Regions from separate parts of the Homo sapiens genome. Here all the other regions are linked to region 1. A link is a contact called in ENCODE Hi-C data. All regions are on one chromosome and are shown on one strand. The core of a region is the stretch at or near the end of the contact, and the rest is flanking DNA. Distances in the headings are between cores, read along the strand shown.

What was found. A loop is a pair of places that touch in the nucleus more often than their neighbours do. Pooled maps may share reads with other maps.
Region 2: a map of naive thymus-derived CD4-positive, alpha-beta T cell shows a loop between it and region 1 (29-fold over the local background). The contact joins the promoter of SIM1 here to the promoter of LIN28B in region 1. A Hi-C loop is called at or near these places in 3 of 168 maps with a recorded cell type or tissue (ascending aorta, naive thymus-derived CD4-positive, alpha-beta T cell and sigmoid colon), 8 of 37 single-sample maps with no recorded cell type and 16 of 50 pooled maps.
Region 3: a pooled map shows a loop between it and region 1 (16-fold over the local background). The contact joins the enhancer-like site here to the promoter of LIN28B in region 1. A Hi-C loop is called at or near these places in 1 of 168 maps with a recorded cell type or tissue (sigmoid colon), 3 of 37 single-sample maps with no recorded cell type and 11 of 50 pooled maps.
Region 4: a pooled map shows a loop between it and region 1 (16-fold over the local background). The contact joins the promoter of GRIK2 here to the promoter of LIN28B in region 1. A Hi-C loop is called at or near these places in 2 of 37 single-sample maps with no recorded cell type and 7 of 50 pooled maps.

What each region holds. Positions count from the first base shown.
Region 1 is chr6:104,955,782-104,958,481 of GRCh38, reverse strand. LIN28B (lin-28 RNA binding posttranscriptional regulator B) reads right to left here and starts at 1,375. Exons shown (of 4, transcript NM_001004317.4): 1 at 1,222-1,375; 2 at 196-383. The coding sequence starts at 1,231. RefSeq lists enhancers at 487-1,424, 1,425-2,362.
Region 2 is chr6:100,463,594-100,466,293 of GRCh38, reverse strand. It overlaps SIM1 (SIM bHLH transcription factor 1), which reads left to right and starts at 1,373. Exons shown (of 12, transcript NM_005068.3): 1 at 1,373-1,680; 2 at 2,359-2,700.
Region 3 is chr6:100,445,260-100,447,959 of GRCh38, reverse strand. SIM1 (SIM bHLH transcription factor 1) reads left to right here. Exons shown (of 12, transcript NM_005068.3): 9 at 545-692. Among named protein-coding and RNA genes, the nearest start is that of SIM1, 18 kb to the left of the region's middle. RefSeq lists enhancers at 1-483, 1,166-1,848. Within about 2 kb of position 1,284, at least 2 of the 41 ENCODE cell types and tissues checked have a DNase peak (open chromatin) inside an H3K27ac peak, as active enhancers do.
Region 4 is chr6:101,392,358-101,395,057 of GRCh38, reverse strand. GRIK2 (glutamate ionotropic receptor kainate type subunit 2) reads right to left here and starts at 1,350. Exons shown (of 17, transcript NM_021956.5): 1 at 1,221-1,350.

The DNA.
Region 1 (2,700 bases), core at 126-2,625:
CTTTTCTCTTTAGACAGAAAACCCAGGAAAAGGCCCATACACGTACCCTAAACGTTGGACTACCTAGTGATTTCAGGGAAGATTTTGTCTTTCAATATACCGAAGGACATCTTATCGTACGTCTATTGGCATAACTACCGATCAGCTCCTCCACATGGAAAAAGATGAAGAGGGGGACAAAAAAGTTTGGCTTACTTGGTGTACAAATACATCGACTGGAATATCCAAGGGGCTTCCCTCTCGGTTTATCATGGAGATGAATCCAAATCCCATGCGCACATTGAACCACTTACAGTGGCCAGTTCCGCGCAAAACCTGGGATTCCTCCTCTGCCGGCTCCGGCAGCTTCCCGGGCTCTTCTCCACCACCTTTGCTAGCCCCGCCTGAGAAGGAACAGGACAAAAAAGTCAGTCTGTATTCCCATTCAATGTGCATTCAAAGATTAAAAAAAAAAAATTGCCTGCCTGGGGTTGGGGGGGAAGGGTAACAGAAAAAAAAAATTTTTTTTAATGGTTTGATTTCTTTTCTCCACAGAAAATACTTAAAATGAAAAGGGTTAAAAGGAAAGCGGGGGAGGGGGAAGCCACACTGTTCTATCGATCACACCAACTTCCACGTTTCTATACATACGTGTACTTATTCATTTAACTCCATTTTTCAGCCACATTTTACATTACAGCATGCGATACTTTACTTGTATATTGCTGATTTAATACTGATCCCATTGACAAAGAGAAATTTTCAGCGAAACTATTCTCTCCGGCGGGCACGAGGAGGAAAGAGAAATCGTGAAGATGGTTTAGAGCTACTAGTTAAGGCACATGGGGCAGCACTGAATCCAGCGTTATTTGCAATGTGCATTCCCCTCCCCCCCATAACTTTCAATTAAAGTTGGGGTGGAATGGGGGAGGGGGCAGGTGTATAAAAGTTTTCTTGGAATCACTAACTGAAACTGCGCTTAATCACACTCACACAATTCAAACAATAGCCCCCTGAAAGCTTTTCAAGTTGTGAATCAGTGTGGGCGGTACAAAACATTTTTGGAGATCTATAACAATAGGTTTGCAGAAAGCCCCACTGCGTGATGGGGGGTTGGGAGGTAATGCCCAGTATTGGGGTAAAAGGGGAAGGGGGGGACGGTCTAAGAAGGGTGGGAGAGGGGGAGGGGGAGGAGAAAAGAAGAAAGAAATTCACAGTAAAACAATAGAAAAGAAAATTAACCTTCGGCCATGTTGCCCCACGGGCCCTCAGCTCCAAACTCGTGAGATGAAAACTTTCCCTTTGGAACGGAGTGATCTTCTGCATCAATCTAACATCTTGATTTTGTGCGATCACAAATTTAGCTCGCATGGTCTAATGTGCTTTCCTTCTTTTGATTTTTTTCTCTCCTCTCTCCAGTTTCTGGCCCCCTGAGCACACGTGACTTTGTCAATTACATGCTTTCTTGCTACTAATTTCACCTCGTATCCTTAAGGGGCTGGCAAGAGGAAGAGATAACCAATCGCCATTTCATCTATGCTGACATCAAAATAATTTATGAATGAACACGAAAAACTCAAACATGTTATCTTAAAGACAATTTGGAACGCTTCTTTAGGATAAATCAGAATGCTGATTTCGTGCTTCTACTTAAACACAATGGAGGGACCTTGTGAATCATAGATTTAGAAAAAAAGGCAGTCATATATGTGCACACGCGTGCCTTACACACAAGCCTGACTAAAATCATGGGAGGGGGTCGTTTAAATAAAACAACCGATGTTAACGCTTTTTTTCCCCTTAAGAATTCAGCTATTCCATGGCAGTAAACCTGCTTGGAACGCTAATTTCATATTTAATTCAATTCTTAGAGGAAAATATATAATTTATAAAAGATCTAATTAAACCTAATTACATCCCCATGAAACTTTAGATAATGAAAACATACACCTAGGAAAAGGCAGAGGCACATAAATTACCTGATTATGCCCGAAATTTTTTCAAATTTAAAATAAAATCCTACTAGAAAAATCGTTTTCACCTTCATATAGTCAAATTGTGTTTAGGTAAACCATTTTGGAAAATTTTAGAGGGGGTTGGTAAGGAATTGTACTTCACAGGTTTCTCTGCCATCTCTTTCCGGGGGAGGAGATGTGATTAATGACTTCCTAAATAACAGCCCAGTTTTCCAGCCTAACATAGAGTGAACCTCAATCAGTGGCGATTGTTCCCCAAGAGCTGGAGGACATAGGGCAGGAGGGGGAGGGGATCGCCAGGCAGGGGAGGTGAAGAGGAGCCGCCAGGATAGGCGGCAGCAGAGTCAAAGAAAGAGGTGGGAGAGAAAAAAAGCCGGCGCGGGCAGGGGGTGGGGTGGAGAAAGAAGGACAAGTGGGAGAAAAAAGGTAAATTCATATCATATTGACTTGTACCCTGACATTTTAAAAGTCCACTACCAATGGCTAGAAGAGTTGAATAAACGAAAATGTAACAACGGATGAAGCTCCTACTGTCCTTCCTCAACTGACCCCCAGTTTCAAAATGCCTACCCCCTTTACCTTTCAAACTGGTTCAAACGATTGATTACAAGATGCTGGCAACAGTATTTCTGCCCTTATCGAATACTATAATAAATATTATAGATTAACTAAAAAGACTTTATTTCCTTTAAAATATAAAATATCGCTATTTTAAAACCTTAAAATGCACCACCAGACTTGCCTA
Region 2 (2,700 bases), core at 124-2,623, 4.5 Mb after region 1:
CACCAGAAAGCTGCTGTTGTCCTTCTACGACTATCTTACTGCCATCGGGCGGCAAGGAGGTGGCAGATGTCTGTATTTTTGAACAAACACTCTTAAAGTTGTTCTGAATATCAGCAGAATGGCACACACCCCTCTTCAAAGTATTTATTTTCTCAGTGGCAATTAGCGCCACAAACGAGAGGATGAGTGCCCCGTCACTGGTGTTCTCACTGATTTTTATGGTAGATGAAACAACTCCCTCCAAACGCACCTCTAGGAGCCGAATCTGGTCACCGGCGTACCAAAACCAAGCCGGGAGTCGAGTCTGTAGGGGGTGATTCGTGAGGACAACAATTGTTTTTGGGACAATTTGACTTTTTCTTGATGCTACCTGTTGTGTTTTCTCAGATGAGAGAAAGAGAAGGCGGTTCAAATTAGAGGGTCTCTAAAAGATAATTAGTCAGCAAGAGTCCTGGTGAGCGTTTGTTTAAACAGCTCCTATTAGGGAACCGCGAGCATCGTTAAGTTCATTCATGTAGACTGTATCCTTTCTGTAAGGAATAATCATGTTGGACTTTTGTTTCCTGAAACAAAACCCGACAAAGAGTTGGCTAATGTTTAAGATAAAGGACTGTTGGGAGCTATGTATCTCTATATCAATCATTCTATTTTGCCCTGAAATGTAAGCTTTTCCCCTAGTGTCCCCCTAGCTGCTCCCCATAGGAAAACTCCCCGGCCGAGTTTCCACGGTGAAAAAAATCAGCCCCAAACCCAAGCCATTTCGAAAAAGACGCACTTCTTTGGGATTAATTTAAAGACAGTTATTGTATTTATTTCCTCTGGCAATGAATTCCGTGTCGCCATGGTTTCAGAGAAACGAGAAAGAGAAAATAACTCCCCAAACCGGCCTCGCGCACGCCGTCGGCCAGCGACTGCCAGCGGGATGGGCCTTTGGGCGAACCCTGCCTCCTCCGCCGGTAGACCTAACCCGCAGGCCCGACCTCCGCTGCCTCCGGACGTTCCCGGTTCTGCTGGGCCGCCGCGCTGGACTGAGCGCTCAACCACCCGACCCCAGGGAGCTCGAGGAGCGCGGGTCGCGCACGACGTCGGGAAGGCCCAGGAGGCCGCGAGCAGCGGCGGCAACCGGACAGCGCCGACCCGGCACCCTGAGCTCATTAGGAGTCCAGCGGTCCCGCGGGTAGTAAGATTCAGAGCCCGGAGCCTGGGCGCGCGGAGGGCGGCTCGGGGCCGACTCGTGTCACTCAGCCCTATTGGCCAATGAGCGCCTCGCCCCTGGCCGCGCCAGGCCAATGGGAGGCGAGGGGGCTTGTGAGTGGCATTGAGGGAGGGCGGGAGAGAGGCGGCCCCGGAGTGAAGTTGAAGCTAAACCCTTAAGCTATAAAGAAGTTACGGGGGGCAGTTTTCGGCTTCCAATTAGGAATAATAGTGAACTGGCTTCGTAGCAACTACGGAGGACCAGGATTCTAAAATCACCTCACTCGTCCCAAAGCTTGCATCCTCCTCTTTCTGCCACGCACCCCTCCTCCAATTCATGATCCAGAAAAGGGAGCCGGGAATGCTCTGCTCCTCTCTGCCGGTGGGAAGCGGAGAGGCCGGCGGTGTCGCTGGGTTGGACGGTAGGCATGAGAACAGTTAAGAGATGGGCGCCCCCGAAACCTCTGCCGCTTGTGGGGACTGAAGGTAGGTGAAGCAGAAGACGCCCCGCGCCCGCCCAGCAGCCCCGCAGCTCCGCGGTGGTGTGGGAGAGGCCGCGGCGCCTCCCACCCCCGGGGGAGCCTGCGAGGGGCTGTCGCGAGCGCGCCACCTGTTAACCTGGCGCTGCTGGGCCCCGCTTGTTGCAGCCCCTGCTGGGCAGCCAGAGCGCTGGGTCGCCTTGGGAGTCCCGAGAGACTTGGTGTGTAAGTGTCACTTTTTGAGGAATCCCTCAGACTTGAGACCCAAGTTAAAGAGGTAGCCAAGGTCCAGATCTGCCAAGGTAGGGAGCTGAAAGGCCCCTGCCTCGCCTTGGAGGAATTCTGATTTGCGGAAACCTGCTTTCCTGGGACGTGCGCCCGGCCTGGGCGCGGACTCGGGGATCCGCGGCGGAAGATCCCTTGCGGGTCTTCAGAAATATGTATTTTGTTGTTTGGGCAACTTCCCAGGGGTCTGGAGGATGCGGCTGGCATGGGTGAGGGAATGCCAGCATTATTTGCAGGGGGCTGTCTCGCTGCCGATTTACCCGTTTCTTTAAAAACAAACCCAAAACGCCTGGCTAGGCGCACTGAGGCCCTTTCCGGCCGTGTTTTTGGAATTGGGACGAGTGTGTGAGTACTTGTGGAGCCGCTGATCTCTTATGCTCTGATGCTGTTGTCTTCACAGGGCCTTGAAAGAGTTGTCTGGGGTTCCTGCTCTTCCCAAAGGGGCTCGGAGATACCTTAAATGCCGCGAGACTGAAGAGCAAACGTCAGGGATTATTATGTCGATTTTCCGAGGACCAGGGTTCGCAGCTGGCAGTAGAAGAAAAGGCTGGCTCCTCAGGGGTCCCACTGGCATTTGATACCCTGAACGACCCTCAGGATTGCCCAAATTCGGTGGATCGCCCAAATTCGGTGGATCAGCAACTTTCCTATACTGCATCCCGAATTTTCAAAGAACATATTTTCCGTTCACCCCCGCTGGTCTTTTACTGCCATCAATACACTGTTCTTGGTGCAAATACTT
Region 3 (2,700 bases), core at 35-2,534, 4.5 Mb after region 1:
GCGGGCCGCTAATATAGGCGGAAGAAGCATTTCTGGGCGAAATACGTCCCCCGCCCCCGGCGAAGGTATATTACTCTCCTATTGGTATTTTTTCACATCTGTGAACCACACTAAAGATGAACAAAAACCAAGGCTGGCGCTCACTTGCGTTGACTCGCCTGGCTTTTGATACAGCTTTGCTTTGAGCGTAATCTCCCGGGCAGGGATCGTGAGCGCCGGAGCTCAGCTGCCCAGAGCCTTACTTCCGTAGTTAGAAAAGCGAATCTGGAGGAAACCTCCAAACTCTAAGTGTTCCTCCCTTTGCTAATGGTGAAGACATCTGGCCACCCCTGTATCATCCCTAGAAGGGTGACCGGAGGGCTCGATGCAATACCACGGGACAATCAGTTCCTTTGGGAATTTGCCTGTCGTCTCTCTCTCTCTCCTGCCTGGTGCAGTTATTAGGGCCCACAGGGAGCCCTCAATTCTTACCACCAGGGATTGCATTTGGGGCCAGTCCCAGGCAGGCTGGTTCACCACCATCTGCCTCCTGTCTCTCCGTCAGTGCTGGTGAAGGGACAGGTGACCACCAAGTACTACAGGTTCCTGGCGAAACACGGCGGCTGGGTATGGGTGCAGAGCTACGCGACCATCGTGCACAACAGTCGCTCCTCCAGGCCACACTGTATCGTCAGCGTCAACTATGTCCTCACGTGAGTGCAAGACTGAGACCCCTTCACCCACCCCAGGCGACCCTGCTCTCTGCGAGAGTGCGGGTGGCGGCACGGCCGGGTTAGACAAGGCTCGGGCCACGGGGAATGCCATTTTGACCCTCGAGTGCTGGCTGCGCCAAGAGGAGGCAGATCGAACACTTTCATCTTTTTGAAGAGGTTTTCTTCGTTATATTCTAGAGAAAGATTTAGGAGTTTTTCCATCACAGTCCATATTTGCTTTCTTCTCTTTCTTTTTCTCTCTTAACCTTTTAAGCGAACTCTGCATTAAATAAAACTTAATGCGGCAGAAAGAAAGAGAGAGAGAGGAAAGGATCTAAGTACGGAGGCATTTATGGTTAACAAACAGGACATCTGTTTCATTTTTTCAAATCTGGGGTTTGAAGTTCTTAATTTTAACCAGAGTCTCCAATCAAAGTTAAGAGTTCTGAGAGAGTGGCTTCCCCCCTGAACCACAAAGGGGGCTTAAGTGACCAGGAGGATCTGACTTTAACTCGTAGAAAGCTAAGGGACCCAAGAGAACGCTGCAAGTCTTGGCCGGCGCCCAGGCCCCGCGCGGGGCGTAATTGCTTCACTGAGTGAGGAGCGGAGCTCTGGGTGCCACCTGCGGGCGCGAATGACAGGGAGGCTGCAGAGGCCTGCATTTGAGCCTTATTCTTTCTAGAAACAATAATCGTTTCTGGTTGCCAGTGTGGCCCTGCAGGCTCATCACGTGGCCTGGTGTGCGGCTGGTGAAGAAAGCGTGTTCTGTACAATGTTTGTGGAAGTTGAATTGCTTAGGGTTGAAGCCTTTATGAAGAACTCTTGTGTGTGCTGTTGCGCTCTCCCCACGCTTTTTTTGGTAGAGGTTGAAATTCTTGTGATTTTAGGGGATCTCATGGGTTGTTTACTTTGGAAGCTGGAAGTGTTGACACACCAGGCACTTAGTAGAATGCTATTTAGACATTAGGAAGTTGGTGAAGGGGTGCTATTTGGAATCAGACTATACTATAGGTGATAAGGACTAGATTCGTTTCACGTTGTTTTAAATTGCCAAATTAAAAATGTAGTAGTTGGAAATATTATGCTTGGCAGTGAGACTATTTGTTCTGTGTCTTGTTTAATAAAAAAATTTAATTCAATAGACTTAGAAAATGAATTTGGCTTAGATGAGGATTCAACATTCAAGAATAGTAGCTGGCAATTAGGAATAATCTTTTAATTTTTTTATCTTAGTAAACGGTGTTAATATTATATAATTCTTGTAATATCAAGAAGGCTGTGTATTTTAATACAAAACAAAATTCACCAACATTTTGGGTTTCATGAAACAAAACTATCAATTTCATGAATACAGTTCTTCATATTATTAAAATAAATGCAAGAGAGAATGGCAAAGCATAATACATAAAATAGCCCCCTCCGTGAAACAGTAGTATTAAAGGGTGAAAAATTATGTCCGCTTACCATGGAAAGGAAACGGACATTCTTTAAGAAGGTGCTTTGTATGTCTGAGACATCACAAGCATTACACATACACTCTGTTCTCTGGTGGGTGCCTGTGGTTAGTAATCATTTTTTATCAAACAGCAGGGTATATAGTCACACAGACCCATATAAATGATCCAAATGCAAGTTAGACCTCCCAATGGGTAAACTTAATTTATGTTTGGAGTCATTTTGAAATATTCTGTTTTGTTTTCCAGTAGATAAGTGTACATTTCTTCTTCTGTTGATTCTGTCATTCCTGACTTTACATACTCCTTCAGAACTGTATAATTAGATGATCAACTTTACATCACATTTAAAAAGATGTAATGAGGATAAATACATGATTAATAGAAGGAAAAAGAGCATGGTGCACATTGTTAAAACATTTTATACCTCTGAATGAAAATGGAAATAAACACACAGAAGCATATATACACAGCACACAAGATGAAAAGCTGAAATTGATTACCCTTTTATGAGTCTCAGCTTCAATTTCTTGTAGAAAAATTCTTAGGACAAT
Region 4 (2,700 bases), core at 101-2,600, 3.6 Mb after region 1:
TGATGATTAATGACATTTAGAGTTTTGATTAATTTTTAGACACTAAAATAAGTGTATCTTAATTAACAAATTGAAGTGGAATAAATTTACATATCCCAGAACTTTTTTTTTTAAATTTCAGCCTGTGTGATTTTCAATGGGTTTAAATAGGAGAAAACAAACAGATAAGACTTCCAAACATTGCTCAATTCTCTATCACCTTGCTCTTGTGCATTTCAATTTTTTGTTGTTTGTTTGACTCAAAAGTTTTTAAGGCCACTGGAAGTTGATAGGCTGCCTTGGTGGTTACAGGAATAGACTCTATAAAGTTAGAAAGTAATGAACTAAGACAAATCAAGATTGAAATACAATTGCATTTATTTCAGTAACTAAACTGACTAATTAAGACTCAAATGAACCAATCATCTCTCGTGAAATGAAAATAATCATCAATCCATAAGATAATTTCTGATGACAGAATACTTACAGTATGGAGATGAATAAACGATAGAAGATAATCTGTGCATTACCAAAAGGCTACTAATAGTAAGTTTTCTAATATTCCCCATTGCCTAAATTGGAAATTATTCTCTAAGGAGCCTCAGCTCGGTCGTGTTGTTTGGTAAAGAAACTCTATCTCCTTAAAGGTAAAAATATCAGAGGATGTGGTTCGTTAAAAGTTCTTGAGGTTTATGATCCACCCTGGTAACACTGCCCACTCCTTACCCTAATGGGACGCCCTCCAAGTTTTTTCAGAAGCTCTTAATACGGGTGCCGGTTAAAATAAATATACTTCCTCAGCGCAGAACTAAGGAGTAGGGTTAATGGAAGGATGGGTGGGCAGAAGGAGGGATGGGGAGTTCGTCAGACCCGCCGGCAGCCACACAGCTTCTTGCCATCTGTCTCATTCTCTTCGCCTCGCGTGAGTCCCCGTAGCTGAGGCCACTTCCTGACACGTCCACTTCTTAAATCATTTTATGTGGAGAACATAGGCGACTGCAGCCAACAGAGCCACTTGCATGCTTGACGGGAATTGGCTGAGATAAGCCCGACAAAGACTCGCAGTGAATCCGTCCAGCGGGCGCCCCGAGCGCACGGACGTCCGCAGCGCTACTGTTCGCCTTCTTCCTTCTCTCCAGGTGGAAAATGCCCCTCGCCCACCCGCAGTCCCTCCCGTCCTCTTGAAAACAAACACCTCGTGAAGGAGCCCGGAGTGCAGCCCACAGCCGGGGAGTCCTTACCTGGAGCTAGGGGTGAGGTGGGCGGGGAGGGGGTGGGGTGGTCCTCGGGGAGGAGCAGCCGGAGGAGGTCGGGCGGAAAAGTCCCCAGCTACCAGACCGACCAGCGCAGCCGCCGGCGCCGAGCGCGAGTGACGGCAGCGGCGAAGACGGTGACCGAGGAGCAGCAGCGGCGGCGGCGGCGGCAGAGACAGACACGCCTCCTGGCGGGGGTTCCTCGCCTCTTGCTTTAAAGGCGCCGCGCTCCTTTCCCCGTGGCCCCTGCACGCTCCTGGCCGCCGCGGCCACTCGGGGGCATCTCCCACCCCTGGACCACAGGAGCTAGAGCGAGAGAATTCCTGGTGTCCCTAGACTTGGATGTTACGAAGCCTCCGGCTGGACTTCGCTCCCTTAGCGCACACCCGCCTCCTGGGATGGGGAGACTAAGGCCAAGATGCTCTGTCAGGGAGTGAGTGATGCATGCAAAGCGCCGAGGAATTTGCCTAGCCTTGGGTGGTGACAACACATATAAGGAGCCCAAACACATTTGCTTCTGGGTGATGGCTTTTATGCCTCTCCGAAACCATAGCAACGAAACTTCTCCACTGCCAGGGCTTGGAGGGCTGCTGGTAGTCTCCAAAGTGGACCTCTTAGTCCAACTACGGTCATTTCCCTGAGGTTCGCAAAAAAAGATCTTGATCTGCGCACCCTCCCACCCCGACCTCCAGCGCATAGAGCAAATGCGCTCTGGTAGCGCTGCTGCGGGTATTCCCTCAGATGCTGGGAGTCACAGTGCCCTGCTCCCTGCCACCATTATTGAGAACAGATGCTTGGAAATTGACTTTTCCTGAGTGTTAGGAGGTCGGGCGGGCTGTCTCTGTGTATGTATGGCGCCTTAAATAGCAGACTCCCCTCTCCCCACCAAACTCCCGCCCAGGCCCCGGAACTCTCAACCTAAACACATTTCAGAAAGAAGTTGGATTCGAGATCTAGTGGGCGCCGAACCTGAGGTCGCAGACTCCAAGATTGGAGACAGGAGTCTGGGAAGCAGCCCTGGTTTGGCGGCCACTGGTCCAAGTTCTCGGGAGGACTCTTTTAAAGGCCAGAGATGGGGAGGGGCAACTGAGTCCCAGAGTCTTCCCGCAGCTTGGCTTCCAGGGAGGGGCTGGCGGCGGTGAGCGCACCAGGCTCTCCCTGCTTCACTGTGGAAACGATTAGCTTTTGCAAACAATCCCTGAGTTCCGCTCCTCTGGGTCGGAAAAGTCAACATCTATTCAAAACCGTTGCTATTTTATCCTCAGCCCTACAATATTAACTGGAGCTGAGTTTAGCAGTTTCCCCCAGAGGAAGTTGGCCAGCTCAGATTCGCGAGGAGATTTAAGTGAGGCTAAGCGGGAACAGGCCAGGCGCACTGGGCTCAAGAGACCATTTCAAACGGGCTGCATAAAGAAGGGGCCAGGGGGGATTCCACGGCTCTGCAGTCCCCTAGCAGTTCCAGTCCCTG